Regions from separate parts of the Mus musculus genome. Here all the other regions are linked to region 2. A link is a loop called in an ENCODE intact Hi-C map of the cell type or tissue named here. Cell type or tissue: heart. All regions are shown on one strand.

Region 1 (8,000 bases), 49 kb before region 2:
GGCTGGCCTCCAACTCAGAGCCTGCCTCTGCCTCTTGAATGTTGGGATTAAAGGCACGCACTACCACTATCCAGTGCTTCAACCCTTTACAGTTCCTCAGGTTGTCATGACCTCCAACCATAAAATTATTTCCTTGCTTTTTTATAACTAATTTTGCTACTGTTATAAACCATATGTAAATATCTCATATGCAGGCTATCTAGTATGACCTTTTAAAAGGGTCATATCAAAAGGTTGAGAACCACCCTGTTAAAAAGCCTACGTTGCTCCAAAGAAACAAAAGCTGCCACCTCAAACCAGACACACACACAGGAAACACCCACATCCAAACACTCATGGCGGAAATAAAGTGCTGTCAATGTTTAAGCCACTGATGAGGCTGCTTTCTTAGCCACATGCTGTGCTGCTGCTGGGAGAGGGGGAACAAGAAGGACATACGAGGAGAGGAGGAAACACAGGTTCTGCCTCCAGAACCTTATAATGGAGTGGGATAGGAAAGCAAATGATGAAATACAACAATATTTAAAACTTCAAAGATTTAAACTACTAGTGGAAGGATTAAAAATTAAGCCAAGTCTTGTAGCATGGACGGGAAGTTTAAGTGGAAAGTTATTATTCTAAGTTCTCTACACGTGCCTATCAGAGCCTGGACAGTGTAGTGTATAGGGGCCTACTGTGGCACTGTGAGAAGCCCTCCAGAGGAAGGGAGAGGTATACGAGTGAACACAGGCACTGTAGCCCTGGGGTGGCTGTGTGGCTGACGGGCAGTAAGTCATCAAGCACCCGGGATCACTGACAGCTCTCTGGAGGTCATCATTGCTGGGTTTGACTGACACTGACACAGAGCTGGAAGCAACCTTACCGATGGCTAGTCCAATGTCCTCACTTTACAAATAAGGAGGGTTTCTAAGCCCCCAAGCAGTGAGTGCCTTGGCCATGGCCACAAAGGAGTAAGCAGCGAAGCAGGGGCAGTGCTGGGGTCCTGCCCACTAGGCCAGCGCTGCTCAAATCCTATCAGCTGCTGCCTCTTTCTCTCTACTTGTGTGCAGCAACTGATGAAAAAGGAAGAAAAAGTATAAAAGTCAGACTAAATTCTCTTTGCATCTTAACTAGATTATCATTCAGGAGCAAAACTGACCACTTCCCCCTTCTAAAATAAATAAAAAAAAGATGCAAAGGGCAATGTATGAATCAAGGTCAAATTTTGCTTCAGACTTAGTAGTCCTCAATGTTGTTTCAGTAAAGTGATCATAGCACTATTTACAAATACTAAAGAGTCAAATATCCTGATGTAAAATCTAACTTAAATCTCCATTTAAGTTAATTTTTGTTAAAAATTACAAACATCATTTAAAATATTTCACATACTTACTCTATCATAATGTTGTTCCAAAAATTCTGCACTGAGCAATTTATGTCTTGTAAGTAAATCCTAGAAGAAGAAAACATGTATTTTTAGAGTTGCTCTCCATTAATGCTTTCTTAGGAAAGAGAATTCTAAAATATCCACCAAACTGCCTAATAAACTGTTGTTAACTATTAGCACACAGTTGCTACTTAATATTTCATAATTTTTCTCAGGACCATAAAGTGACCATGAAATGACCTTGGTGTCACTTGGTCAGAACTGTTTATGCCTCATTACAGGTGGCCCTGGCCCAAGGTCACACACATGGACACCAATCCAGCTTGAGCTCCTTTGTGGAGATTACTGAGATCTGGGTATGCAGGGAGTTGATCTGCCTCTCACCTCCCAAAAATGTCCCTCACAGAAGCTTTTTGTCTGTCCAGTCATCTACTCCTGACCTTAGACTCTGACTTAACATCACTTCCTCAGAAAACTTTTCCTGATGTGTCATGGTTGTAATTCTACATGTGCTTGTGGGATTATTTAGTAAGTTCTCTCCTTCATTAGACTGTCAGTTCCATAAACACAAGGACCACACCACACTGGTATTTACAACTTTTGAATTTCTGGCACCTAAACTCTTCCTAGTACATAGCAAGGGCTTAGTGTTAATAAATACATCAATGAATGGATGAGGAAAATTAGATGATGTGTTCGGGGAAGCATCATACTCAATGTTCTGCATGGTATGCTGTCTAAGAAAGCTTCTAACCCCACCCCAAGAATTCACACTGTTCACTGCTGCACAGGGCTTGTGCTGTGTTTCCTCATTAAAGAGGGTGTTCAAGAAACTTTGCTCAGTTCCCCCAAGTCTCTTAACTGTGAGAGTTAAACAAGAGAAATAAAAAAGCTGGAATTAAGTTTCGGCCTCTCTGGAGATGCAGTAGTCATTTTACTGAACCCTTCAGTAACCATCTGCTGCTCAGCGGATGTCACATACAAGGTCTCTCTGCATGTGACAGGTGCTACAACCCCCTTCACAGGCAGAAAGGAAAGTTCAAGCATCAATGGTTGCAATGCAAAAGAGGAACACAATTACTTCCAAGGGAGTTACCAACAGAGAAAGCATCTAAGCCTCCTTGTCAAAGAGCATGTCCACCTTGTAGCCTGCTACCATGCTTGTTAAAGGCTGATGTCCCCTGAGTAGGTACCACAAGGACAGGGCTTCTATGTACAGGCCACTGCTGAATCCCCAGACCCTAGAATAGTGCTTGAAACAAGTCAGGCACTCGGAAACTGGATGGATGGAGACTAGCATGTCAGAATCTGTTCACGGTGATGCCACTTCAATTTTGTGGCTGAATCATACTTGCAGGCAATCTGAGTAAGTGCAGCCAAAGGGCCCTCTTTCACACAAGGCAATACCACACCTCTCTTCATGCTGGGCTGCTGCTCCTGAATGGGGCACTCCCTTCCATCGATGCATCCTAATCGTGAGTCTTACCCCACAAATGCGGTGAGCTTGAGACATCATGGTGACACTTAACTACAGTTTGCTTCCTTCATACATGACATGTACACACATTATCTGAGAAATTACTTAAAGCTTCTGCAGAAGCTGTACTAATTTTGGAAAATAAATCCTTGGTACTATTAATGCCTTAGTCAGGGTGAAACCTTACTGTCAGTCCCCAGGCCTTCCTCCTGTCCTACCGTATTCATTACCCTTACATACGAACTTTACCCAGAGCCACCCTTGTCTCAGGGGCTCTTTATTAAGAAGCTGAGCTCTTACAAGGAAAGTGACAATTCTGTGTTAGTGTTCATGGCTTCTGAGTATGAGTGAGCTACATGTACTAAACAAGAATTCAACAACTTATAGCTGTCCACCCTGAATGTGGTTCTTGTATTTGATAACACATATATTCCAAAATCCATGGCCTCTGAGCAGAGGCCAATTCTATTACCCCATCCAGTGCCAGCCAAAGGAGGCACTACAGAGTGCCTCATCACAAGAGAAAGCCTGCTTGTTGGACAATCTGTATATTATCTATGCCACACTTAGTGAATAATTGAACAGGAAAGTGCAATTTTGACCTTACAGGACTTTTGCTTTTCTGATAAGATTTGAGAATTTAATTTTTTTACATTACAATTTTTTTTGTGGTTTTACTACAAATACCTGAGGCATACAAATGTGTATAAAGCACATCTCTATTTCCACTAGAGGGCAGTGTGAGTAGAGGAGACAAAGATGGGGAAACAATCTGACTTGCAAGTGTGCTTAGAATTTCAGTTTTTAAATGTTACCTTGAATGTAGCAAATGCATCTGAAGCTATGTCAAATGTTGACATTTCAACATATCTGAAGAAGTCATAAAACTGTTCTGACCACAAAATGATTTTTGCAAGTGGTTCATGTCTGATGCATTCTCTTAACATTATCCCACAATTAAGAGCTATTTCTGGAGATTCATACCTGTAAAACAAAACAAAACAAAACAAACAAAAGCCATACATGATTTCTCTTTCAAGACAGCAAAAGTGAACATTTCAAACTTTCTCAATGGAAGTTTCAGATACTCCTAAGTGACTACAGCCACGTTACAGCAGGGTCATTTGATCTGGAGCTTACAGCTGCATGCAGAGGTAGACAGCTGCGTTCAATCAAGAAAATTCTGCTGGGCAGTGGTGGCACACGCCTTTAATCCCAGCACTCAGGAGGCAGAGGCAGGCGGATTTCTGAGTTCGAGGCTAGCCTGGTCTACGAAGTGAGTTCCAGGACAGCCAGGGTTACACAGAGAAACCCTGTCTTGAACTGCCCCCCAATAAAAGAAAAAGAAAACTATGGCAGAGACCATGAGACTAGTTCTGGTGGGAAAAGTCTAGAAAGAAGAGATATGATATCTAGGACCTTAGCTTACCTACCGTGCTCACAACAACCAATAGAACTACAACCTGAAAAGAACAGTAATAGAGTATTTTTCCAAATTCAGAAATTGACAGTATAAACACAACATGTCCATCCATCAAATATACAGCAATTATACATCACTGTTTCGACACTCAAAACAGTACTTCCAGATTCTCAGAGACATGTAAACCTCACACAATTGCAAGCCTCACTCTGAAGGTTTTACAAAGCATCTCTACCATGGAGAACCGGGGGATCCCAAGATCCTGGCACCTCCTCACTAACTCTGCAAATGCTGCCTTTTCCTTTATTCTCAGTTCCTCTCAGCATTTCTTCCTTTGTCATCATGAAGATCTCTCAGCTGGGCAGGCATCTCCCCTTCTCATAGACTTTCCTTTTCATAGACTGCTACCTGCTCAGACAGGCTGCTCTCGTGTTCCAAGATACCAATGTTGGCTCTGCCTCTTTCCCACCGACAAGCTCACATATGTTGTGTTTTTTGGTAGTCAAACATTTCCCAATACTCTAGTGAAATAATTATTTGGCCAGCAGAGACTTCCTCTTGGCTAAAACAGGACTGACCAAGATCTGTCTGTGTAATGTTCTCTGATGGTTCTCTTCTTGTCTATCTATGCCTTTTTGTTTTGGTAGGGTTGATCAAATTCAAGGCATTGTGAATACTTGGCAAGTATTCTATCACTGAGCTACAACCCAGCACTATCCCTCTCTTTAAAAATAGGGAAGAAAAAAGTCCCCCCAGTTCTCCTTTTTATTTCCCCGTGTTCCCCCCCTTCTTTCTGTTGTCTTTACCTGCTAAGGACAGCCCACAATCTCACAACCCCCACTGTGACTGAATTTCCTTTCCCCAGTTCACTCTTTCTGAAATGTGGCTGGGTATTTTCCAAAGTACCTGAAAAACCTCAGGAAAGGTCTATGTAAGTTGAGCATATCTAAGATGAAACCTCAACCCTGCCACTTAAAACCAAGACCTAACTTCCCACCCCCTCGGCTCTACATTTTGGCACCAGTGCTCTGTCTCTGACGCCTATCATCACAGACGTGCCATCATGGGGAAATGTTTTGCATCCATGCTGCCCATTATGGTGGCTACTAAGCCACAGGTGTGGCTATGCAAATGAGGGATGGAACAGCCATGATTTAAAGTTAAATTATTACACATGGTTAGTAGCTACCATACTAGCTTCCCTGCAAATCTTCAGCTTTCAGCACTTCCTACTTTAGAAATCACTGGGCCTTTTACTCTTCAAGTCTCTCTCTCAGCTCTACTTCCTTTCCTCTATCTCCACTGCCGCCTGCACTCACACTGTAAGAACTGCAAATGCATCCTAACCTTAAGCCAACAAAGTTTACCACCAGTGTTTCTAGCTTAGAGTTCAAAACTACTGCCAAACAAACTTCTGGGCACACTGTCCTCCTGGGTTTGCTGCTCTGGTACAAGCCATCACCTAGCCTGTCATAATAGGGTTCAGTTCTGCAGCTTACTGCTGCCTATCTCATGGTAGTCATTTTGGCTCCTGGACCGTTTTCACCAGTGATATCCCATCAGGATGCTTTCTTTTTTCTGTCTATGTAAATTCTAAGCTCTCTGCAAGTCTAACCTTAAAATGCTTCCTTTTTACAAACCCACTTAGCTGCTGAAATCCTGAAGTCTTGATTTTCTGCCTGGCAGCACTACCCCCTGTCCTTTAGTTGTACACGTCTGCCTCAGTTAGGGCACAGTACTCAGCATGTACACTGGCTCTCATGTGATTAAAAGGTCTGTTCACCAGATAGCTGATCATAGCATGAATCTTTGCTTATCTCTTATAAACAGGACACTTGCAAGACAAGGGTAATGAAGTTTAGGTTACAAGTGTGGCAGGTTTTTCAAGCTTGTCTAAATAATTAAACCATAAGCCAGTGAATACAAGGCAAACAGTTATGCTGTTCAACCTGTTAACACTAGACTGGGGATCACATTAGATTTTAAAAAGCTAGTAAAATACTGTTTCTAAATCCAGTCCATGCCAGTACTTCCTGTATACACACTAGAATCAGCAGTACCACCCCTAAAAGCTTCCATCAAAGTACTTAGAGCCTAATAAGTCAACCACATTGAACGTAAGTAATCTAAACTATTTAATCAGCTCAAGTACAGATATCTTAAAAGGTGGCTCACAGTGCTTTTTATAGAGTGCCACCTTCCAGGTCAGGCAGGAATCGTATGAACTGAGTAAGGTGTCAGAAAGCAAAGAAGCCATCACAGACCAATTGGGCTCTGCCAAAAGAACAAAGGAGCACACAATGGCCTGAGGTGGGACAACTTAAATATAGAAAAGTAAAGTTTACAATGGGCTAAACCAGCTTTGTGTTGGTTTATATACTGGCGGTCAACCTGACAGGATGAGGATCATCTAAGAGGCAAGCTCCCCAGCACACCTGTGAGGAACAATCTAGCCTAGGTAGCCTCAGCATGCTCGTTAAGGTGAGAAGGCAAGGTCGCCTCAACAATGATACCATCACCCCACGGGCTACAACTACTGTCATGGACAAAACAGAAAGGAAAAGTGAGCGGAGAACTGACTACCAGCACTCCTGACCAGCCCGTCCACCCTGACCCCCTCACCCACCCTCCAACTGAGTACAAAGTTAACCCTTCCTTCCTTGGACTGCTTTTGTCAGGACTATTGCAGGAAAAGTAACTAATATAACATCCAATATAGATTTTGAGTTAACGATGATGCTCAAACAATATATTCGCTCCTTATTCAAGTTAGTGGGCTAGAACACCAATGCACTAAAGCACGGCGCTGGCTTTCACCAGACTGTAGCTGTGAAAAGCCTGTGCAGTGCATACACGGCAGATGCATGAGGAACACGGGGAGCGCGGGGAGCAGCCTCGCCGAGCTGTGTGCAGGGAGAGAGGAGGAGCCTCAGAAAGCAGGAAAGATGCAAGGCTAATGGCTGAGGTGGGGTTGTGGGTAGGGCAGGCTTGCTGTCTCAGGTCCCAAGCCAAGCTTCATTCTAGGCCTTTCCTTCTTACCTCCTCGGCCAAGGACTCTGCTCACCAGCCCAGAGAGTTTTATGCTTTCTCTCTCAAAAATCTTATTTCAGCTTCCAGTGACAGCACATGCTTTTAATACTTTGTTCAAAAATTAGGGGTAGGTAGATCTTTTAAGTTCAAGACCAGCAGGGGTTACACAATGAGAATACAAAGGTTTTTGTTGTTGTTGTTTTTAATTCTATACATTGTTTAAAAATTATTTACATCAAAGCTACCATGAAGTAATAGGAAGTGTTAACGTTTAGATTTCAATAAACCTTTGGTTTCTATAACAAAGGAAATTCTGGTCAGTATCACACTGTTCTAAGAACAGTCAGATTTCAGACTATTCATATAGCATATTTTCCACAGGGACACTGGACCGATACAACAGTAACGGGTGAAGAAGCAACACAGATGGGTAGGAACAGAGAGGAGGAAGTAGGAGGAGCTGGCATGTGACATGTCACTGACTCATGCTTTGTCTAAACAAGTCTGAACTTGGGGGAAGTGTTAAACCATAGATACAAACCAAGTGAGGTAATGTGTAGGGAGCAAGGTCGTTCACAGCAGCAGTCAGTCACTGCAGTGGGCAAACATGCTTGCCCACTGGTTTAGCAAACACTGCCGATGCTGGAATGAGCTCAAGGGGTACCAGACAATAGTAGTGTGGAATTGACCAACTACCTACCCTG
Region 2 (8,000 bases):
TAAGGCCAGCAGAACAAGTATCAACAGTCAGTGATCAACTTTCTCAGGAAAATTACACTCTTACTAACAAACAGTAATTGCTACAAAAATCTATACTTAAAAATAATGGACCAAAAGAAAGGCTTTGAGGGTATATATTTTTGCAATATACAACAGAGATTCACATAAGACAAACTGTAAAGCCAAACCCAATGGGACTTTTTAAGCTATTTCATAGTAATCGTATGAAAACTCAAGTCTTCAGGATGTGGTGCACACAACTGTAATTCCAGAATCTGGCTAAGGCAGAAAGATTATCATAAATTCTAGGCCAGCCTAGGCTACAAAGTTAAGTTCAGGCTAGTCTAGGGTACTGAATCAGACCTTTTCTCAAAAATACAGAGCCGGGCAGTGGTGGCGCACGCCTTTGATTCCAGCACTTGGGAGGCAGAGGCAGGCGGATTTCTGAGTTCAAGTCCAGCCTAGTCTACAGAGTGAGTTCCAGGACAGCCAGGGCTACAGAGAAACCCTGTTTTGGAAAAAAAGAAAATTACAGGAACAAAGTTGGGTGGTATTGGCCTTTAAGCCCAGCAGAGGCAAGTATTTCTGAGTTTGAGGCCAGCCTGGTCTACAAAATGAGTTCCAGAATAGCCAGAACTACACAGAGAAACCCTATCTCAAACAAACAAACAAACAAACAAACAACAAACAAACAAACCAATCAACCAACAAAAAAATTTAGCCTGACTTCTGATATCATGATCAAAAAGTAATTAGCTCTGTAGTCAGCCCTAGTATAGACTATTTTTTAGTAGTAGAACAAAGGGTAGGTGGGGCCACAACAGATTATATTGGCCATGAATATATTCTTTTTATCATGTCCTTCTTTAATTTTCTTTTTAAATTGTGTACACATGTGGGTATGGGAACATGAGTTCAGGTGTCAGTGGAGGACAGGAGTGTATAGAGCCGGGGCTGTACAGGAAGTTGTGAACCAAACTGGATGCTGGGAACCCAACAACAGCAGAACTCAGGTCCTCTGCAAGAGCAGGTCACACTCTTAACCTCTCCAGCCCCTCAGTGGCCTACTAAAAGTACTCCTGCTCACATAGCAGAGGTCTGTGTGCCCGTCTCCACTCCTGGCGATCACATAAATGTATTCTACCAACCAAAATACATTCAATAAGCAGCAGTCAGGACCAAACCTTGATGAGAAGCTAATAAACAGACTTCTAACAAGAAGCCTTAAGGGAACAATGCAACCTTGACAGGTAAAAGCCTAATAAAACATTTAAGAAAACTTTCAGACTGGTTCTATTGGTTCATGCCCAGCCCTTAGGAGGCTGAGTCGGGAGAACTATCTGGAATTTTAAAGCTAGCTTGGCCTCCACAGCAAATTCCAGGACAACTTGGGCCAGAGTAAGAGGTTGTTTCAAAATGCCAATAAATAAACAAATATATAAATAAATGTACTTAATATATTTTTAGGAAAATATACACAGAAAAAGATCAGAAAGGAAATATGCAAAAATGTTTACAGAAACAAAATCTAAGTGATAAGATTAAGAAAACTTAAAGAAAAAAAATTCCCAGTCTATTTTGTAATTCTAGCACTTAGAAACCCAATGCAGGAGGATGACAGGTTGGAAGACCTGAGCTACACTGTTTCAAAAGATGGGGATGGGGTGGGGGAGAAAGGAGAGATGGACTACTGCTTCCATGTTTCAAAGAGTATGTCTTACTTTAAGAAACAAAAATTAGAATAAAAAGACAAAGTCTCTTACTGTGATCTAGCCGGCTGGCCTGGCCTGGCCTGGCCCTCCTCCGTCTCCAAAGTGCAGAGGCTAAAAGCGTTCACCACCACCACCACCAGCAGCAGCAGCAGCAGCAGCTAGATCTTACTTTGATAAAGAAAAATGTAAGACTGAAAAAAAGTATGATTTCCTTGTACATATAAGCACTTACAAAACCAATAGTAAGTTCTAAGGCAATTCTTACAAATCATATATTGTAAGCATTTAGTAGTTACTAATTACTTGCTAATTTTTTTAAACCTGTAAAATAGAGCTTAAAAACTTTCACTTCTGGCTCTCCAATATTTTCATAACTAAAAATTAACAAGAAATTTTTTACTTTTCCAGAAAAATGGTGTGTGTCCAACTGTCTGTCTAGACTGTTAACAGTTCAGTTCTTATTACTATTTTTTTTTTTATAAATCTACAGTTTAATGTTCAATTCCAACACAGGGATCCAGAAGTTCTGATGCAATTTTAGAGAACTCACCAACGCAAATGCCTTGTGTGTAGAGAAGGTTAATTTAGGCACCTCTTTTAATTACTTCAGATAAGCACGCATCTAGTGACACTTTCTACAAAAGGTATTTTCCTTGGCTTGGACATAGATTTACTTAAATATCCCGGAAGCTGTCAAAATCGACCTCAAACTGCATTATATTTAGGAAACAATGCTAAGTCCTGACTGTGGCCTTCTCTGCTCGCCTGTCTTTCTCAAGAGCGCCTTTAATATGCCCTAGCATACATTTCCGGCCTCATGAGTCACTGAAAAATGAGTTCTAAGTTTTCCGTGGAAGGTCGTTCAAACAGCTCCTCTACAGCATTCAAAGATCTGACTCCAAATGCCTCTTTAGTCTACCCCACCTATCACGGCACCCGGTGATGGAATTGGCAACATTCGCATGCTCTTTGTACCTTTGTCCTCCAGCTTTGTTGCCCCTCCACGCCCTTCTCCACTGCAACCCCCTTCTCCCGAATCCAATCGAGTCTTCTAGACCCGGTTTAGCACCGCCTCGCCCAGGAAGCCTCCCAGGTTCGTGGGAAGGCGGAAACGATCGACAGGTCCAGTCACCCCGGAGCACCTTTCTAGCAATTGGTAGTTCCTAAACGGAACTTATCTATCCCCCTCCTGCCTGGTATCTTAGCTATTTGTGTACTCGTCTTATCTCTCACATCACCGCGTTAAAGCTCCCCAGGGGAGGGCACCTCCCGGCCGGGTTCACCTCGGAGTCGCTCCGGCACCGGCACGCAGTCGGCGTTTTGGATTGCTCCAACCGAACCCGGGAACGCGCCGAACGCACAATTCCTAGCCAGAAATCAGTTAGGCATTTTCCTGAAAGGTCCCCTACAAAGATAGTGTCAGCGTCCCGCTAACAGTGAGGCTACGCGGAGCCCAGGGCTAGGTGCTCGGAGTCCCCGGAGCGGCGGGAGTGACAGCTGGCCGGGCCAGCTCTACCCCGGTTAGTTGTAGCCCCGGCCGGCAGGCCCCCGGAGCCTAGTACGGGCGAGGACAAGGGCGGCGCCCGGAGCTCCGGCTGCTCCGGGCCGCTCCCGCCGCCGCCACCCGGGAAAATGGAGGCGGGTCGGGCGGAAGCCGGCGGGCGTCCGCGTCGCGAGCAGGGCCGGGCCGGGGGATCACTCACCGGGCTGGGCCGGGCCAGGGAGCTCCCTCTCTGCTTCGTCTCCGTCCCCGTCCTCGGCCGCCGCCGCCTCGGGCTGCTCGCTCGGTCCCCGCGGCGCGGCTCGGACGCTCCGGCCCTCCGTTGTCCTCCGCCCGCAGCTGCTCCGGGCGACGGGCTCCCGCGGCGGCGGCGGCGGCTGCGCGGGCGGACGGTGGCCCAGGGGTTCCTGCTGTGGCCGCCGCGGTGCTGCGCTCGGTAGGGCTGCGGCTGTGGCCGTGAGGTCCCGCACTGCCTTCGCCTCTGAGGTTGTCTCAGCCTTCGCGCGGCTACTGAAGCCCCAGACTCTCTCAGGCCGCGCGGCTCCTGGCGCCCCGCGCCCAGCTCCGGCCTGAGCCCGGCTTTGACGTGCGCACTGCGCAGCCGCCGAAGGCGGGACGTCGGGCGGCGCCGCAACGCCCTCTGCGTACTCGGGCGCCCCCGGACGGCCGGGCGGACTCGGGACGCCTGAGTCGCCGGCAAGTTGAAGAGCTGGGGGCACTGAGAAAAAGCAGAAGGGGAGCTGGAGTCGTCGTCTATGCGCCCCTTACTTGCTAGTTCCTGGAGGAACACAGTCCACTTCCTCAAGTCTTAAAACTTTACATCTGCGGAGGGCTCAAAACTGTTCAAATGGGTTCTTTCATGCTTGGGCAGAACCTGTAACTTCACTTTGGCATCTCCTGACAGGGGAAAAAAAGTGATGAAATATTCCAAAGAAACAAGATCCAACAAGGGTACATATCCTACTTTTTCCAAAGTGGATTTTAGTGGTGCATGCCTGTAATCCCAACACTGGGAGGTGAACTCAAGAGAATTAGGAGTTCAAGGTCATCCTAGACTTCACAGGTTTAGGTCAGCCCGGGCTGTGTGAAAAACTCTGCCTATAGATAGATAGGGAAGCAAGTTCCATGAAGAAAGAAAGAAAGAAAGAGAGAGAGAGAGAGAGAGAGAGAGAGAGAGAGAGAGAGAGAGAGAGAGAGAGAGAGAGAGAGAGAGAGAGAGAGAGAGAGAGAGAGAGAGAGAGAGAAACAAGTGCCATGAACACACACCCAGAGGAATAAAATAATGCATTACAGAGATCTAATGACAGAGTCTGGAACTCAAAAATGCTACATGTGTGCTCCTTTGCTATATGCTTAACAATGGGACAGGATTTTGGACAGCTACAGTGTGCTAAGGAAGTGGTTTCCTGAAGGAAGCAAGGCGATGTGAGCCTCCTGTGAGAACTTCAATACTTGAGAGAAGCAAGCTATCCATAGGATTTGGAGCAGGAAAGGGCCAGGCTTTGGCGTTTTAAAAAGGTCGTGATCAGAGGCAGGCGAATTTCTGAGTTTGAGGCCAGCCTGGTCTACACAGTGAGTTCCAGGACAGCCAAGGCTACACAGAGAAACCCTGTCTCAAAAAAAAAAAGTCGTAATCACTGTTACTGCGATATGAAGATCAGAGTGAAGGGCCGGAGGAATTCCACAAATACAGTAGACGGGGGTTGCTGACACCCTATAGTAGGGCTCGGGGGTATAGCTCAGGCTATACTATAATTATGGTAGATTCTGGATTCAGTCGTGGGTAGTTTGTATGCACACAAAGAAAGCTGAGACAAAGATGAGGGAGATAGAGAAGATAACACGTATGAAGTATCCATAACAATAGAGAAGATCACTCAGACATGGGCTCAAGCCGATAGAAAGTCTCTATTACCAGCCAGTGACTACTCTGGGTGTTTGGGGTTCAAGTATAGTCCTGAGCCTTTCTCAGGTGAGTTTGTTTGTTTATTTATTTATTTATTTTACAACTCAATGGCTCTCCCCGCCCCCCTTTTTAAGTACACACACACACACAAAACCATATCCTGGCTTGTCACACCTCGGTTAGCAAGAACAGTCATCCAGTCTAGTTGCAGAACTACAAAAGCCAAAAAGCAAGATTAGTTCCTTTATGGACTTTCCCGGAACTATGGACTTTGATGGATTAGGTCTTTGTTCTCTCTTGTTTTTGGCAGGTATTGCTGCCTCTATCCTGGGTCTCAGGACCTGAATGGTACTTTCATCATGGCATCTGTTGTGCTAAGGTCTGGAAACCTGTTACACTATAATCCTAGTTCTAGCAAAGCAAAGACTGTAAATTTGAAGCCAACCTGATCTAAGTAGTGAGTTCCAGGTTTCTAGCGCCACATGGCAAGATCTTGTCTCAACACACCACCCCCTTTAATTTGTGTGATCTTGTTCGTATATGTATGTGTCTGTGTGCTCAAGCATGTGTCAGTCAGGTATAGTAGTAGTGCACACCTATAACCCTAGCCCTTGGGAGTGGTGGGGGGAAAATGAAGAATTCAAGGTCATTCTCGGTGATATGCAGTGACCAGACAGATATGTGGTGTCAAGAAACAAGCAAACAAAACCATTAGCATATTAACACTTAAAATCCATTCAACCAAGCATAGTTCATCTTGGACATGTTGAACACTTCTAGGGAAACTAGCCAGACTGGTGAAATTTCCCTTGCAAAGGGCCAAAGGCTGCACCTACCTTCTACCCACAGTTACAGAGAGAAGATGCCAGACAGCTTTTGATGGCCTCTTACAGAATCGGGCTATTTTCCATATTCTTCTATTGGGGACGGGAGGGCTCTGGAAAGCTGTTTCTACTAAACTATTTCTCGGGCCATGCCACTTTCTGGAAAGTTCTGCATCTTCATTTTGAAACATTCTCAGGGGGCCTTTGTTTTCCTGTGTGGTGGCCACAGAACACTGGGTTCTGTGCTTGCCTGGGCTGTTGCTGTTATTGTCTCCCTAGAGCCTGTGCTGGTCCTGTGTAAATCTCCCATCATGCCGTCTCTTCCTCTTCCTTGCTGATGCTGGGCCACCGGATGGAGGCACTTCCCTCCCTTAATTAGACCCTCTAGGAAAGGACTTTGGAGCCTGACTCATGGCTTCCCTCCCACCCCACCCAGTGCCTTCATTCACCTGGCTGTATCATTGCAGCTCACCCTATTGGATACGGTCCCTTTACTGTGCTATCCCAATGACCTTCACATCCACTGTACGTCAGCAGCCACTAGGCTAGCCCCACCCTGGACACTGCAGTTTCCACCATGGCTCTGCTCTTGAAGTTTGAACTCTCCAGCACTCCTGTTTGCCTCCCTTCCCATCCACCCACCAGTCCACACCCTCAGACTCACCAAACCTGCTCCAAATCTCATTAGAAATTTGTTTATTTGGCAGGTGCTTCTTGAGAGTAAACTAGGACCTCGAATTATGGCAGCGAAGCACTGGCTGATAGGTAGCTCCCCTCAGCGTCCAGGAAAGACACAGGCACGAATGGGCAATTACAGGAGAGGGAGGCAGGAAGCCTGTAAGAGACCTAGGACGTTGAATAATGGGGTTCATGTTTAAGGAGAAACATGAAAGAAGCACAAAAAGCATGGTGAGTTAGAGGACCGGCCTATGTGCAAGGACTTCTGTATGTGAAGCGACTTGGGGGTAGGGAGGAAGGGAATAGATAAAATTGGAAAGATAAGCAAAGCTGTAATCATTGAAAACCTATGTCCTCCAGTGCTAAGGAGCCTGGACTTCAGCATGGATGCTCTGGGAGGGTGGGTAGGTACACATTGAAACTTTGTCATTGAATGCTGCGTGCACAAGTGTTTGGTTTTTGTTGTTTGTCACTCCACCCCCACCCTCACCCCCAGTGCAGAGCTCAGGGTGAAATCCAAACCCAAAGCATTGTCCCTGCTGGACAAGCACCGTGCCACAGAGCTGTCGTCCAACACCGCATTCAGATGTGTACTTCGGAATGCAGAACACCTCTCTAATCAGACATACATGGAACCACAGGAGGGCCAGGATACAGACAGTGAGACCAGCAAGAGGCTACTCTCAAGTCAGGCAAGAGGTAATAGGGTCTGAGCTAGGGTCGGCCACAGTGCACCTCCTCCAGAGTCAACGTGAATCTGATTGATATTTGTAGAGGGAACTATGTAATGGAGATAAGAGAGAAGGAAGACTCCGGGAAGAGAACTGGCTTTGATCTGGGAAACTGTTTGGATGGTAGAGCTATTTACTTAGATGGGCATTATCTGGGAGCAATCAGAAGCCGGGAGGAAATCCAGGAAAGCAAGACTAATCAGCAATCTAAAGAAGGGTAAGAGGCAGGAGGCCTGAGGAGAACCTGCTGGGAACTGCAACAGCTTCCTGGAGAACATAGGGAGTGAAGAAGCAGTAGCCAGGGGGTGGTGGCGCTCGCGCCTTTAATCCCAGCACTTGGGAAGCAGGGGCAGGCAGATTTCTGAGTTCAAGGCCAGCCTGGTCTACAGATTGAGTTCCAGGACAGCCAGAGCTACACAGAGAAAACCAAAAAACAAACAAACAAAAAAAAGGAATGAAGAAGCAGTCCGGAGTCAGAGAACCTCAGATGTGACTTCAAGAAGTCAAGCTAGAAACAGTGAAACCATGAAGCACAGAGAAAAGTGGATTGTAGCTGAAGAGAACCAACTTCCTAAGAAGATTCTAGAAGACAGATGAGGCTTGAACATGGCAGACTCCCCACAGGTGGTTCCCTGGGGTTTCTAAGGA
Region 3 (8,000 bases), 110 kb before region 2:
CAGCGTGGGTGCAGGAGAAGGCTAGGTAAGGGTCCTACACCAGAGGGTGGAGATGCCTGGCAAAGGGCTAGCCTGGAAGGTGTAGCAACCATGTTTTCCAGGAAGTTCCTAAGGTGAGAGAAACGTGGGAGCTGAGGTCTGCAGGGGAAAGCCCCACAGAGCACAATCTCTCAGGTAATTTCTACTGTGGAAAAAACTGGGTGACGTTAAATGTTTAAGAGACGTGGGGGTCAGTTGGGTCCACAATGACTGGAAACTCTAGCCTTTAGTCACTCTGAGATTCCCTGTAGATACAGTCATGGTTAATCTCTCAAACTAGTTACTTAACCGAGTTCAGTATTCAAGTATGGTGACCCTCCCTTTTCCCAGCTCTGGGCAGTCCAGCTTTAGGTCTAGCTCTCTAGCGGGTGTATGTTAGGGGAGACAAATGAGCTGCTTTGTAGACCTACCATTCCCGGAAGCAGGTCATAGCAAACCAAGTGTAACCTGCCCAGGGCTCAAACCCAAATGTCCATGCCAGGAATAGTTAGGCCATCTTTGAAGTCTGAGCCCCAGAGAGAATCGTAAACTCCCAACTTCTCTATTAGACCTAAGAGCTCCTGGTGACGATGCTTCAGAGTGACACTGTCACTGGTAGGATAGGGATGGGGGTGCCTGGCTGCAGTCACCTGGATCCTTGCTTGGCTCTCCAGAGTAAGTGCTGTGGCCGAGGTAGCCTGAGCTCAGGCAAGGGGACACTGGGAAGGAAGGAGGGCTGTTCTCTGCGCGTGCCTGGGTTAGGGAATTCTTACTGTCTCTCTTCACTGGGGCCTCAGGCTCTGGCTCCCCACTGCTTCCACACCCTCAGCAGACCTCCTCTCCCCTTGTCTCGGAGCCACCCCTTCCCCACCCATCTGCCTGGCTCCTCACCTGAGCAAGGAAGAAGTACCTGTAGATGTAGACCGAGGCAAACACAAGGCCCATGAGCAATACAACCATGCCCATGGACAGGTAGCACACGCCGCCCACGGAGCCTCCTTTCCGGGAGCGGTGGCGAGGGGGGCGTTCCTCCTGTGGACAGAAGCACTATGGTCAATGAGATGCCTCAGAGGGGACCACTCTTCTGAATTCCTCCTCCTCTAAGTAAATTTATCCCCTGGGGATGGCCTTGGGGGGCCAGAAGGACAATACAGATTGTCTTGCCCAAGTTTCTGTTAGAGAGAAATAGAGATTTGCCTGGAAGCTCCAAACAATCAGCCCGAATTTAGATCCTGTTCTTGGACGAGCCTGACCACCCTCTTTAGCAGTTCTCCAGCTGTGGCTCTCGATTCCTTGGGCAAACCCCTATCTCCCAAAATATTTATACATCATAAATCATAGCAGTAGTGAAATTATAATTACAAAGTAGCAACAAGAGTAATTTTATGGTTGGGGTCACCACGACTTGAGGAACTGACTCAAAGGGTCACAGCATTAGGAAGGTTGAGAACCACTACTCTAGTCATTCAAACATAAAACAGGGCATATGGGATGGTCTGAGTGATGGCATTAGACCAAGGAGTTCATGGGAACCAGGATGCATCTGGTAGGGAGGTGCCACTGTCATAGGCAAAAGGAAGCCAAGGACGAGCACAGCTAGAGAATGGCATGACCTAACCCTTCAGCTGGAGGCACAGGATGGACCAGGATGAGGACTCGGGTGATGGGTGTGTGTATTAGTTACATTTCTCATTGCTGTGACCCCTGGTAAGCTGGAGGAAGGGTTTGTTTTAGCTCACAGTCCACCCGGGTGTGGACTTACACAGCACATGTTCACAGGGGGAGATCAAGTGGCAGGCTGATGGATGCTGGCACTCAGCCAGCGTCCTCCGCTCTCCTTTTTATTCAGTCTGGGACATCAGCCCAAAGGACAGTGCAGCCCACATTCAGGGTAGATCCCCCCCCCCCCCCCCCGCTTTCCGTCTCTGGGAAAACCTTCACAAACACATGCAAAGATATGCTTTATTAACACTCCCAAGTGTGTCTCAATCTAATCAGGCTGACAAGGGAAATTAGCCAAACACAGATGGGTGTGGAAGTTGCTGTGCTCGACCAAGCTGGTCACTGACTGTGGGAGGCAGGGGCTCTGGGAGGCCCAGAGGATGTGGGCCTGATGCTTATCTCTAACCAAGTAGCCCTGGGCCTGCAGTCTACTGTGCTCAACTGTTCCTCTGTGGGGTCAGGCCACGCAGGTCTGGGTGGGTGGGTGGATGGTGTGTGCGGACTTTGCCTGGAACTTGACTTGAGGGCCACCTCTTGACTATCTCTCTGCATGACCTCCTTTCTCTCACCATAGCCCAGGATGGCCCTTATCTATTCTTGCTGATGCTACAGATGTCCCCAGGCCTGTTCCTTCCTCTGCTCTAGTGCCCACCACTTCCCCTGTTCTATACTGTTCAGACATGGCCAAGAGAGGTCAAATGTCAATATCCACAGAACTCCCCAGCCTTGAGAAGATGAAGCATATTGGGGAATGAAATTTCTCCACAGGCCTTAAATAAGCAGGTGACTGACCCCTCCTCCACTTCCAGCCAGACACTGATCTTACTTCTCTCTCTTTCATTCTAGAGACGTTGGGAGCTCTGTCTAGTTACCCAAAGACAAATCTTTATCTTTATCTCAGCACAGCAAAGGGGTCGTTGGGCTTTGGGAGTAGGGGTGAACCCTATAAGAGAGTCTGATTTCCCAGTGTTTGGCACTCACTCTCCAACCCAACCTCTAGGAAAAGGACAGAAAATGCCTTGGGTTCCCATATCTGTAGTGGAGACCCCCCCCACACACACACACACATACACAAGATCAAACCTTGGCCACTTTGTACCTCTCTCCTAGGTCTGGCCTTCAGACAACTGGTCAAGGACAGCTGTTAGCCAGAGGGGCAGGGGACTGCAGTGGCTTTGCAACTACACCCTGCAATAGGTCCTGTGTGGTGACATCAATGTCCAGGCTCCCTCCATGAACAAGCCACACTGTTTCTAGGGGTTGGTGAAGCCACTGGCTCTAGAGTAGAGATGGGCCACAGCCCCCCACAACAGAACATTCATCCTGAGGTTATCTGAGGTGACCAGCCTCCAGGGATTAAAAGAGACAATGAACCTAAAAGCTCTTTGTAGAGGACAAAGTATGGGGTAAAAATAGCAGATCTGTGGGGCGGGCCTTCCCTTTAGGGCCATCCCTGTGGCCAGCTGTTGAGGCTGCACGGTGGCTGTTCTTTTGCTCTTGTGCTTCTGGAAAACCAGAAAAGCTAGCTTGGAAGAGCCACTGAGGAAATGAAACAGGATTGGGGGAGGGAGCCCAAGCAAACTGCAAGTCAGAGCCTGCTAGACACATAAAAATCACGGCCAAGCTGAGGCCTTCCAGTCTTGCACCAGCGGCCAATTTCTGCTAGCCTGGGGAGCTCTGTGCCGGGCACAGAGGCTTCTCGAAGGGTGGTGGGAAAGGCCCACAAGGACATGGCAAGCAAGAGTCGAGACTGCAATGACCCCAGGTGCAGAAAAGAGGTCATGCATAGCTCTGGCCAGGACCCTTGACTGGGGAATCTCCTCACTTTACCCAGCTGGGGTGGTAACTGTACACACTGAGTAGTTGAATAATTAGGGAGATCAAAATAGCCCACGCTAAATATATTTCTTTGATGGGTTCCCTGTTAGTTATAGAGAAAGTGCAGGCTTCTGCAGATCTGAGCTCCTTCTAAAAGCTGGTTTTTTGTGTGTGTGTGAAAGGAACTGGCGTCCATCTGTAACCGAGGAGTGCCCAGAGGTCCTGTCCCTCAGACACAGACACACAGCTTGCCCCAGTAGTCTCCCCACAGGTAATCATTAGCTGGGAAACACTCTCTGAAGATGTTAATCTTGCCCTGTGCATTATCAGCACTCCACAACCAGCATGGCCCCCTCGACAGCAGCCTCAAGCCCCCGTTTCTTCTACAGTTCATTATACAATGTATATTCAGCTATCTGGCCTTTTCTTAAAGTCTTAGATTTTGTATATGGCTCCTGCATTGATTTGTATACAAAATTTACTTTGTTTTTTTTTTTCTGTCGATCTGTTTCCTGTCAGTTCACTTCAGGAAAATTTATCTAGTCTAAAATTATCAAAGTCCTCAAAGGGGAAGAAGGAAAACTAAATCTTCCCTACGCTAACCATGGCTCTGGCTCTACTGACAACCCCAGGCACAAAGCTGGGGGCTCTACTGGCTTGCTACCCAGCCAACCCTCAGAAGCACAGGATGGAGCAGTAAGGCTGGAAGTGAGGTTGGCAAGGAAATCTAGGATGTCCCCTCTTGAGGACAGAGGCCCTAGCACTGCTTTTGCCTGTGAGACATAGTCAAAGCCAAAGCTTACCTTCCTTTCCTTACTGTCTCCCACTAGGGGGCCATCACAGGCTCTGACCTCTTGCAATCTGAGACCTTTGGGGTCTGAGGATTGTGGGGCAGCAGTGAAGGTGGGTGGATAGCTAGTCTGCCTTCCTGAGGGGATAACCTCCACTCTGGCTACTCACCATCCTGCTGGAGACCAGAGAAATATTGCTCCCCCTCCCCCATGGAATGGTTACCAACAGCCAGGGATTGGGAGAACTTCCCCCTTTAGAAAGTGGGAGGATGGTGCATACTGTTTCTAAGGCAACAGGCCCTCTGAGCAAACTGCCTCTCTGCACACTCAAGTTAAGCACGCAAGGCAGACATCTGGGGACCTGAAAGGGCCCTGGGTCTCAGCCTTCAGGTTTTCCTAGGGCTCTCAGTGGTGCGCACGAGATAGTTAGCAAAGCCAGGGACAGAATGCATAGGAAACCACCAACTGAAACACAGCTCGCTGAGATACAGCCCAAAGGATGACAGCTCTTTAGCTACCGTTCCTCAGTAACAATGCCAAAAAGAAAGAAAGAGAAAAAGGAAAAAAAAAAAAAAAAAAAAGCTCGGATTATGCTACAATTACAGGCTACTCAGTAGGAGGCAGGGAAGGACAAAGACAGACACAGGCAGACTTTGAAGTGCTCCCCACCCCATTCCTATCCTTGGCATCTTTTCTTTCCTAGGCTGCAGGATGCAATTCACATAGGCAAGGATGCCAAAGGGTGTCTGTGCGCGCGTGTGTGTTTGTGTGTGTGTGTATGTTAGACCTACAGACTGAGTAAGACCTTGCTGGGGGTGGAAGGCTGGCAAATGCTTTCTGTCCCAGAACGACAGTGTACAGTGGCCAAAAAGCAATGACATCACCTCACCTGAGTTCGTGCCACACATGAGCCAAGGGTGTCCCATTAGTGATCCCTCCCACCTTCCCGGCACCAGCCTGAGGCATCCTGGGGACAGGTTGTAGCTATGCAGATCACTGCATTTGGCTGCACCCAGAATTCTCTCTCCTCCTCCATCCTGGACAGCCCAGGCTTCTCCAGAAAACACAGGCTCAGAAAGGATTTGAAGCAGAAAGAAACAAGGCCGGGAGAAGCTCTCACTCAGAAAGAGAGAGAGAATTGGAACCTCCCAGGACAGAGGGGAAAGCCCAGCTGTGGGGCTGAGCTTTTAATCATAAACATTTTTCCTTGGGAAGAGAAACTCCTCATTGGCAGCCTTCTGACTGCCTTGAAGAGTGGAGCCAGGGGAAAACAGAAAGGATAAGGAACCATAGTGAGTGAGTGTGTGTGTGTGTGAGAGAGAGAGAGAGAGAGAGAGAATGTGAGACATGGATGGGGCTAGGCTGCCTCTTTGAAGGTCATTATAGCCTAGGCAGGAAAACCAGCTCTCCTAGCCCACAAGAGACAGATCCTCTCCGTGCAGGTCCTCCTACCAAGAACCTGAGGACATGGACACAGACACACACACACACACACACACACACACACACACACACACACGAGTGAAATCTGATCTACAGGTATTTGGGCTGAGGGAGGGGGATACTCAAGGGCCATTAATCAAAGACAAATGTCAATGAGAAAATGACAGAGCTGAGATTACTGAATTTAATGTGTTTGCTTCTTACGCCCTTGCCCCCACCCCCAGCCCCGGGGCCTGTCTGTGTGAGCGTATGTGTGTACAGACGGCTAACGGGAAGAGGGATGAGAATGGGGGATAGCCACTTGATTGCATGCTGCAGTGGGGGTTGGGGGTGGGGGATGCAGGGGTAGGAGAGGTGTTGAACACAGGCTTCGGTGACTAGCTTCCCACCAGGGGCCATGGGGGGGGGGGCTGCAGGTTCCTCATTATCACCGTCTAACACGTGGGATGTTGGGTCACTGTAAGCCCAGCTGGCTCCCCAACTCCACCCCTTACCCAGTTTTCCTAGGAACTTCCTTCCAGTCTCAGGTCTGGGGGACAAATCTTATTTCAGTATTTGCCCAGAACTAGGGGCAGGCCCTGAAGAAGGTTGGTTAGCTGCAGCCTTCCCCTACCCACACCACACCACACCACACACACACACACACACACACACACACACACACACACACACACACCAGGCCAGGACACAGGTTGGCAATAGCCCAATGCTGTCATCTGTTTGAGTGGTCCTTCTGGGGAATCACAGGTTAGTCAGACAGAAAACCCAGGAGGGACTCCAGGGTCATTCCCAGTTAAAAGAGAACCTTTAAATCCAAGAGACCTTGCATAAAACAGCTCCCAGGCCTCTGATGAAATTGCCTATCCTGCTAGCTTCTTGGCTTGTATCTCAGTGCCCTGACAATGGCTCACGTTCTGTCTTGAACTAGCTGTATAACGGGTCTCTACCCACTCTTACTGCCAAGCCAGGCACTGGGTAAGAGGAAATATGCCTGGCAGCATTGTAGAGCAAGAAGAGACTTGCAGAAGTCAACTGTCTTACACGGTCCTAACTGCAGCTGGGCTAGGCAAAGCCAGCACACACCACCAAAGGCCCCTTCACACCAACTCAGACCTTAGGCAAGCTGTGTCGTGTGAGTTAGCCAACAAGCGGTTCTGTAGGTATTTCAATCCCTCCTCCTGACTGCCAAGTGTGCTTCCCTGAGCTCCTTACTACCCAATGGTGATAAGGGTGGTGGCTCAGCAGGCCCTAGGCCATAACTAACAGCACGCATGGCAAGACAAAGTTGATATTTCCATTTCACGCTGGGGGAGGGCAGGACGCGCTGCTTAGCTTTGAGAGTCTGATAAAAGCAGGAAGTTGGATGATGGTTATCACTCACATTGTACTGGCGGCAGAGAACAAAACTAGCCACCGTCAAACATTCTGCCTATTCAGAAATGGCTACCGAGAAGGGGTAGGGATGTGAATAGTGGTGAAAAAGTATCCTCACGGGGACTAAAAAAAATTATATAAACAGCTATTTCAGGGATGCAGGCAAGCAGCCACCCCCACCCCCAAACTATGAAGGAAAGCTCTTTTCAACAGAAGAAGAGATTGAAGGTTGAGCACTTGGCCCACGAAGACAGACATTGGTCTTTAGAGGGCTGTTGCTGGGGAAGTTTTGCTTGCATAATAAAACCTCTTTTGTTTCTGGGGCACCTCTCGTCCCCTCTGATCTCTTCTACTACACAAAAATCAATTGCCTGGTCCTTTGAGGCTCATAGTCTCTGTCTGGTTTCTTCGTTATTAGTATGTGTTTTGTGTTAATCTGTATACTGTCACATTATTGCCTAGACTTATATAACCAAGTCTTCCAAGGCTAATGAGAAAAATTATAATTTCTTCACCCTTGGGCTCAGCCCTCCTATCCGACACCATCCATCAGCCAGCTGCCCTAGTGTGTGCCCTGTCAACGTTGACTCTGCTGGGACTTCCTTCTTAAGGGGGCGATAATGATATTCCTGAGTTGTTCAAGTTAGTCCTTCCGGCTCCTTAGATCACCCTTAGACCCATGGCTTTAGGCAGCTGGGTTCCAGTTCTATATCTTCACTGGGTACCAACAGACAATCTGCCACTTATCAGTTCCTGGGCCCCCATATCCAGACTAAGAAGAAGAGAGGAGGGACCTTCTTGGAAGTAATAAGGAAACTTAACCCCAGGGCAAAC

Evidence for each region. A loop is a pair of places that touch in the nucleus more often than their neighbours do. Peaks named below come from ENCODE experiments on the same cell type or tissue, not always from the same donor. Only the 100,000 strongest peaks of a DNase experiment are listed, where the experiment ranks them.
Region 1: a loop joins it to region 2, with 4 times the contacts of the local background. A loop is called at or near these places in 16 of 42 quality-filtered maps.
Region 3: a loop joins it to region 2, with 2.3 times the contacts of the local background. A loop is called at or near these places in 4 of 42 quality-filtered maps.

The regions. Positions count from the first base shown.
Region 1 is chr1:85,838,025-85,846,024 of GRCm38, reverse strand. It overlaps Cab39 (calcium binding protein 39), which reads right to left. Exons shown (of 9, transcript NM_133781.5): 5 at 3,659-3,827; 6 at 1,373-1,432. Among named protein-coding and RNA genes, the nearest start is that of Cab39, 49 kb to the right of the region's middle. In heart, CTCF peaks have their summits at 3,363 and 3,571 (motif pointing right); a DNase peak (open chromatin) is centred at 7,814; H3K27ac peaks cover 514 bases.
Region 2 is chr1:85,789,237-85,797,236 of GRCm38, reverse strand. It overlaps Cab39 (calcium binding protein 39), which reads right to left and starts at 3,796. Exons shown (of 9, transcript NM_133781.5): 1 at 3,416-3,796. In heart, a CTCF peak has its summit at 3,874; DNase peaks (open chromatin) are centred at 2,786, 3,226 and 3,836; H3K4me3 peaks cover 2,502 bases; H3K27ac peaks cover 2,017 bases.
Region 3 is chr1:85,896,060-85,904,059 of GRCm38, reverse strand. It overlaps Itm2c (integral membrane protein 2C), which reads right to left. Exons shown (of 6, transcript NM_022417.3): 2 at 910-1,050. Among named protein-coding and RNA genes, the nearest start is that of Itm2c, 5.6 kb to the right of the region's middle. In heart, a CTCF peak has its summit at 4,377; DNase peaks (open chromatin) are centred at 1,839, 2,129, 3,199 and 7,069; H3K4me3 peaks cover 2,963 bases; H3K27ac peaks cover 5,455 bases.